Linked DNA regions of Homo sapiens: region 2 is linked to region 1. Evidence: chromatin contacts called from ENCODE Hi-C or POLR2A ChIA-PET data. All regions are on one chromosome and are shown on one strand. Each heading gives the region's core, a stretch centred on a gene start or an enhancer-like site at or near the end of the contact. The rest is flanking DNA. Distances are from core to core; before and after follow the strand shown.

Evidence for each region. A loop is a pair of places that touch in the nucleus more often than their neighbours do. ChIA-PET counts read pairs that join two places held with the same protein, here RNA polymerase II (POLR2A). Pooled maps may share reads with other maps.
Region 2: a pooled map shows a loop between it and region 1 (4-fold over the local background). The contact joins the promoter of EZR-AS1 here to the enhancer-like site in region 1. A Hi-C loop is called at or near these places in 1 of 37 single-sample maps with no recorded cell type and 2 of 50 pooled maps. POLR2A ChIA-PET finds 5 or more read pairs at or near these places in 1 of 52 experiments (GM12878).

Annotation. Positions count from the first base shown.
Region 1 is chr6:157,463,455-157,466,500 of GRCh38, reverse strand. All of the region lies in intron 1 of ZDHHC14 (zDHHC palmitoyltransferase 14), which reads right to left. Among named protein-coding and RNA genes, the nearest start is that of MIR3692, 64 kb to the left of the region's middle. RefSeq lists enhancers at 1-319, 1,154-1,654, 1,655-2,155. Within about 2 kb of position 1,525, at least 3 of the 41 ENCODE cell types and tissues checked have a DNase peak (open chromatin) inside an H3K27ac peak, as active enhancers do; they include GM12878, where a contact is called at or near this core.
Region 2 is chr6:158,816,677-158,819,475 of GRCh38, reverse strand. It overlaps EZR-AS1 (EZR antisense RNA 1), which reads right to left and starts at 1,497. Exons shown (of 3, transcript NR_102425.1): 1 at 1,371-1,497. It overlaps EZR (ezrin), which reads left to right and starts at 108. Exons shown (of 14, transcript NM_001111077.2): 1 at 108-159; 2 at 1,310-1,394. The coding sequence starts at 1,383. RefSeq lists silencers at 1-924, 1,065-1,264 and enhancers at 1,475-1,524, 2,007-2,176.

The DNA.
Region 1 (3,046 bases), core at 276-2,775:
CTAATTCAATTTTTTAAATAACACATATTTGATTTCTGCATTTACTGCTGAGTCAACAAATATTCCTGAGTGCCTCCTGTGTGCCAAGCACAGTCCTAAACCCTGGGAATCCACAATGGCCAGGGACGCAGGTATGGGCTGTGATCCTGTCAATGGGAGGGTGCTACTGTGGAGCAGATGGCCCTGTACAGCACGCACCGAGCTGTCCTTGCTGCATGGCACTTGGGGCCCTGCATTGCCATGGGAACCAGCATTGCTGGCAGCTGCACTTACCCAGGGAGAGGTAAGCCAGCATCACAGCAAGCCACAGGGGCCCTCTCCAGTCCTCCCTAGAGAAGCATGAGTGCGCTCAGAGAGGCAGCTGAGGATCAGGCCAAGGTAGAAGAAATTCTCAGGCTGTGGGGCCCGCCTGCGAGATGCCTATCTTCCCATATCTCTCTCTCTCTTTTTTTTTTCTTTGAGACAGAATCTCACTCTGTCGCCCAGGCTGGAGTGCAGCGGCACCATCTCGACTCACTGCAAGCTCCGCCTCCCGGGTTCAAGTGATTTTCGTGTCTCCGCCTCCCGAGTAGCTGGGATTACAGGCACCCGCCACCATGCCCGGCTAATTTTTGTATTTTTAGTAGGGACGGGGTTTCGCCGTGTGGGCCAGGCTGATCCTGAACTCCTGGACTCAGGTGATCCACCTGCCTCAGCCTCCCAAAGTGCTGAGATTACAGGCATAAGCTATCGCGCCCAGCCCCCACCTCTCTCTACCAAGTTCAGACCTCTGGAGAGTGACCAAGGCACAGAGGCCAACCTGCCCTCAGGGGTAGAATCTCCTGGTACGTGACATTTTAACGAGAGCCTCATGGCACTACACAGAAGACTGACCTTGAAGATTTCTTTTTTTTTTTTAGCATCTCTTGCTAAATAGAACGGCATTAACTATCCAGATGCCATGGTTCAATCCAGACTCCCTAGGAAAGAAGACTCTAAGTCATCCATTTTATTTCATTTCCCGTTTTGTGTGGTTCCTGGGGAGAATGCATTGTTATGGGGGTGGCCATTGTTTTAATGGGCTTGGGCATTTTTACCACACTCAGTAGGGACTTTCTGTCCCCCAAGGGATCTGATCTCAAGGAGACAATTCTCAGAAAAGCTCTCATAAATAACAGTGAGTCAGAACCACAAAATTAAGATGTTTTTAGTTTCAGAGTAGGCACCTAAATGTACTCTACTTGGTTTATGACAAGTTAAGTATAATCTGAAACTAACACAATCTAAAATGTAATGGCACAACAGGAGAACTGAACATGTTTGTGTTTTTCTAAAAAGAAAATTAAATCTTTTTTTTTCATTGGTTCAACCCAATAAACAACCATTAAAATGTAAAAAAAAAAAAAAAAAAAAAAAGGAGAAAGAGAAAAAAACACGCTGCTTTTTAGAATGTCACAGGGTAGGTTAGATGGCTGCAAATTCTTTGCTGCTCCCAGAACTTGCATGTGACAGAAGCACAAGCCTGGGTCTTTCAAGGCTGGCTCAGCTTTGGTCTTGGTTTCTTGGAACACTGGCCCTAGAGGCTGGTTACCCAAGACCACCCTGCTGCGACGAAGCCACAGCTGGCCCGCCCTGAGCTGCTCTGGTCACAGCTACGTACGAGAGAGATTTGTGAGGGAGGCAGCCAAGGGCGGACGGCCCTGGCAGCCAGGATCAGGCAGAAGCTGCATGAAATGGCCTAACCAGACAACGCCCAGCTGAACCAAGTCAACCCACAGAACCAGGAGATAGTAGAACAAAATTTGCTTCGGGTCACTAAGTTTTGGGGTGGCTTAAAGACAATAATAGATCATTAGAATAGGCAGGAAAAGAGAAAGTGATTAATTTTCATAGATTCATTTACAAGAGGGAAAAGCAGTTAATCTGGACCAATGATAGCTTCCCATACATTCACCCTAAAATCTACTTCATAATATACAGGTGTAATTTGAAGAGCACAAGTAACCATTAAATAAGTCAATAATATTTACTGAATACCTACTATGTACACAGCTAAGAAATAGAATATCTAATCAGGAATTATCTAATTTAATAAGTCCTGGTCTGAATGAATGAGGAAACTATGAACTATAACTCTTTTTAGTCAGAGGAGAAAAGGCAAATAAATGAATTATTTCAAAGTCCTAAGATGAAAGATACTATTCAGCATATATATTTAAGAACAAGGTTATCAAAGTATGTGTATTAAAATATACATGCAAACGGAATATTTCAGGTTGTAGTCTTCTCAAGAGCAGGAAGCAATTCCATCCAACCTCTAGAAACTTCAGAACTCTAAGGTTAAAGAAGGATTTTCAACATATACATGTAGTTGTCACGATTAAATACTTAAACATGGACTGAACTTCTATTACAGCTTATGTTTTTACCTTTGCTTACTACAACTTTTAAAAGTTTCATCATTAGTGTTAATTTATTTTATTTTATTTTATTTTTTGAGACAGAATCTTGCTCTGTCACCCAGGCTGGAGTGCCGTGATGCAATCTCAGCTCACTGCAACCTCCACCTCCTGGACTCAAGTGATTCTCATGCCTCAGCCTCCTGAGTAGCTGGGACTGCAGGCATGAGCCACAATGCCTGGCTAATTTTTGTATTTTTTGTAGAGATGGGGTTTCACCACATTGGCCAGGCTGGTCTCGAACTCCTGACCTCAGGTCATCCGCCTGCCTCAGCCACCCAAAGTGCTGGGATTACAGATGTGAACCACTGTGCCGGCTGGTGTTAATTTTCAGATCTGACTAATGAAAGGTAAAGCGGGGAGACATTGGGACGAAGTGCCAGCACCATCTGCTTAGCTTGAGAATTATTTTATATCTAAGAGTATATTATCCACAATAGCCATCTTAACCTGGCAAGACCTTCTTCAGGTGGGAATACTGGATGGAGCTGCTGTCTTACATTCCTTTCTGATGATTCTTCCTGTAGGCTCAGTCACTGTCAACCCCTCTGGTGAAGAGTTGGGGGTGATAGAGAGCACAGCACTGCTATGGATATACAAATGTATAG
Region 2 (2,799 bases), core at 248-2,747, 1.4 Mb before region 1:
CCGCCATCTTGCGGGGGGCGCACCTCACAGGTCGGGAGCTGGGCGGGAAGGGGCGTGGTCCCGGGACCCGCCCCGCCGGGGCTTTTGGGAGCGCGGGCAGCGAGCGCACTCGGCGGACGCAAGGGCGGCGGGGAGCACACGGAGCACTGCAGGCGCCGGGTGAGGCGTGCGGCGGCCGGGGTCGGGACGGGGGTTCTGGGCGGGGGGTTCCTGGTGGAGGGCCCGGGCGGGCGGCGGGGTTCGGCGGCAGGTGCGGCGGGCAGCCTAGGGGGCGCGGCGCGGGGTTCTCGCCCGGCACCCCCGGGGCAGGTGGAGCTGAGCCGGCCCGCGGCCCCGCGACCTTCCCCTCGGCGCCGGGTCCCCTCAGGTCTCTCCCGAAGGAAACGCGGAGCCTGGGTGCCTGGGCGCCGTCCCTCGGCGGCTCCCGAGCGGTTGCAGTTTTTGAAAGAGTTTCTCAAAGGCTTGACGGTTGTGACTGCAGCCGCGGGGCAACGGTTGCTACACAAAGTGAAACTTGCCGAGTGCTCGGCTTCTCACGGGCTTCCTGGCAGCCCCGGGAAGTTCCTCGGCGGACCCCGAGCCCGCGCCCCCTCTCCACGGATCCCTCCCCAGCGAGTGCCCCCCCGCCCGCCCTGTGCCCCCTCTCCCCTGACCCCTCCCTGTCGGGTGCCCCGCGGGCTCGCGCTGGCTGTCCCGGGACTCCTTCCTCCTAGGTGTTCCTCCTGCCCCTCGCCCTCTCTCTCCCAGGCGCGCGCTCCCTCTCCCCGGGCCTTTCCCCGCCGGGTATCCCTGGGCCCGCGCCCCCTCTTCTCCGCCTCTCTCCGCTGGGTGCACCTCGAGTGTCCCCCAGACCCCTCCCCGCCCGGCCGGCGCTCTCTCCCCTGACCCTCCTGGCCGAGTGTTCCCCGGGGCCCGCGCCCCCTCCCCCCGATCCTCCCCACTGAGTGTTCCCCCTGCCCTCTCTCTCCCGGGCCTGCGCCCCCCACCAGCCCCTTCATGCTGGGGGTCCCCTGGGTGCGCACCCCCTCTCCTCGGACCCACCCCCAACTGGGGGGCACCTCCAGTGCCCGCCGGCTGCCCCTTGGGCGCGCGCCCCCGCTCTCGGGCGCCTCCTCGCCGGGGGCCCGGCCCGGCCCCGCCCCGCCCGTGCCCCCTCCCCATGCCCGCAGTGCTGGGCGGGGCGCTGACTCACCCGGGCCCGGGCTGGCCGGTTCTTAAGCGGCAGCGCGCTGCGGGCGCCGAGTGTCGGGCGCGGCAGGAGGACGAGGCAGGGCGGGCGGGCGCTCTAAGGGTTCTGCTCTGACTCCAGGTTGGGACAGCGTCTTCGCTGCTGCTGGATAGTCGTGTTTTCGGGGATCGAGGATACTCACCAGAAACCGAAAATGCCGAAACCAGTAAGTTGCCCAGTTTCTGGGCCGGGCGGACGGGAGAGGCTTCATTGGAGAGGGGAGGCACCTGCTCGAGGTGTTGGGGCAGTTCCTGGGGAACAGGGTTCTTCTCACACGCAGAAGACGATAGGAATAGGAGGAGGTTTTCGCCGCTCTTTGTTACTTGTTGACCCTTTTGTGGAGCGTTAGGAAAACACCATTTTGATGCTTTTCTCTGCAGTCTTTTTCTTTGTGAGCCCCCTCCCCAGTAGTTACGGTCTTTTCTAAAAACTAGAGGCCTTTTTACACTGCTTCCGTCTGTTTTTAAAGGGTATAGTAATACAACTTAGAAGTTTCTTAAAAAGTCCAAATCACAGGGAGACTCAGATGGCTTCCGACCACACACACCAGTTCTCAGAGCTCCTAAGGGTCCGAAACCACAGGCGCCCCAGATCCAACTGGGGAGATATTAAAGGGCGTTTGGGAGAGGAGACTGGCTTTCGGAAGTTGCCTTTCAGCTTCGCTTCCTACTAGGCCCATGAAGCGGTGCCCTGTACACCAGCAAACTTGCTGGCTGCAGCAGAATTTCTGTCTCTAACAGAAGGTTAGCCATGGACTTGAATTGTAGATGCAGGCAGCCGGTGGAGTTTGATAAGAGGTTCCTGGCAGGCCGGGCCGAGCACTCCTGGTCAGCTGATGAAAGGGCTGTGCCTGCGCCTCTGTCTCCTTGAATCTGATTGTGTTGAGATTGCTGGCGAGACCTGGGGGTTGTAGGCACAAGGCAGGTTCTCTGGGACTGACGCTTCTTAGAAAGTTGTATGTATTCTACCTGCTTTTAACACTGGGGAACTGGTGACTAGACATTAGGGGGAAGGTTTAACATTTTTTGAGTTTTGAATCACAATGGACAAAATATCAGGATTCATTACAAATTGGGATTACAGATACATCTGGAATTTTTTTTTGGTTTTTCAAACAAGTTGGTTCTGTAATCAATGCTTGTGTGCCTTTTGTGGGGGATGGGGGAGCGGAGTCTCTCTCTGTGGCCCAGGCTGGAGTGCAGTGGCATGATCTCGGCTCACTGCAACCTCTGCCTCTCAGGTTCAAGCGAATCTCCTGCCTCAGCCTCCCGAGTAGTTGGGATTACAGGCATGTGCCACCATGCCCAGCTGGTTTTTGTATTTTTATAGAGAGGGGGTTTCACCATGTTGGCCAGGCTGGTCTAAAACTCCTGACCTCAGGTGATCTGCCTACCTCGACCTCCCAAAATGCTAGGATTACAGGCGTGAGCCACCACACCCGGCCTTGTGTGCTTCTTCTGTTACATTTTATGTTCTCTAAGATCTTTGTTAGAGGTATTAATTTTGCTGTTAGGATAAAGAATTAATATGCCAGTAGATTCAGAAGCCAATATAATTTTTGCCTAAGTTAC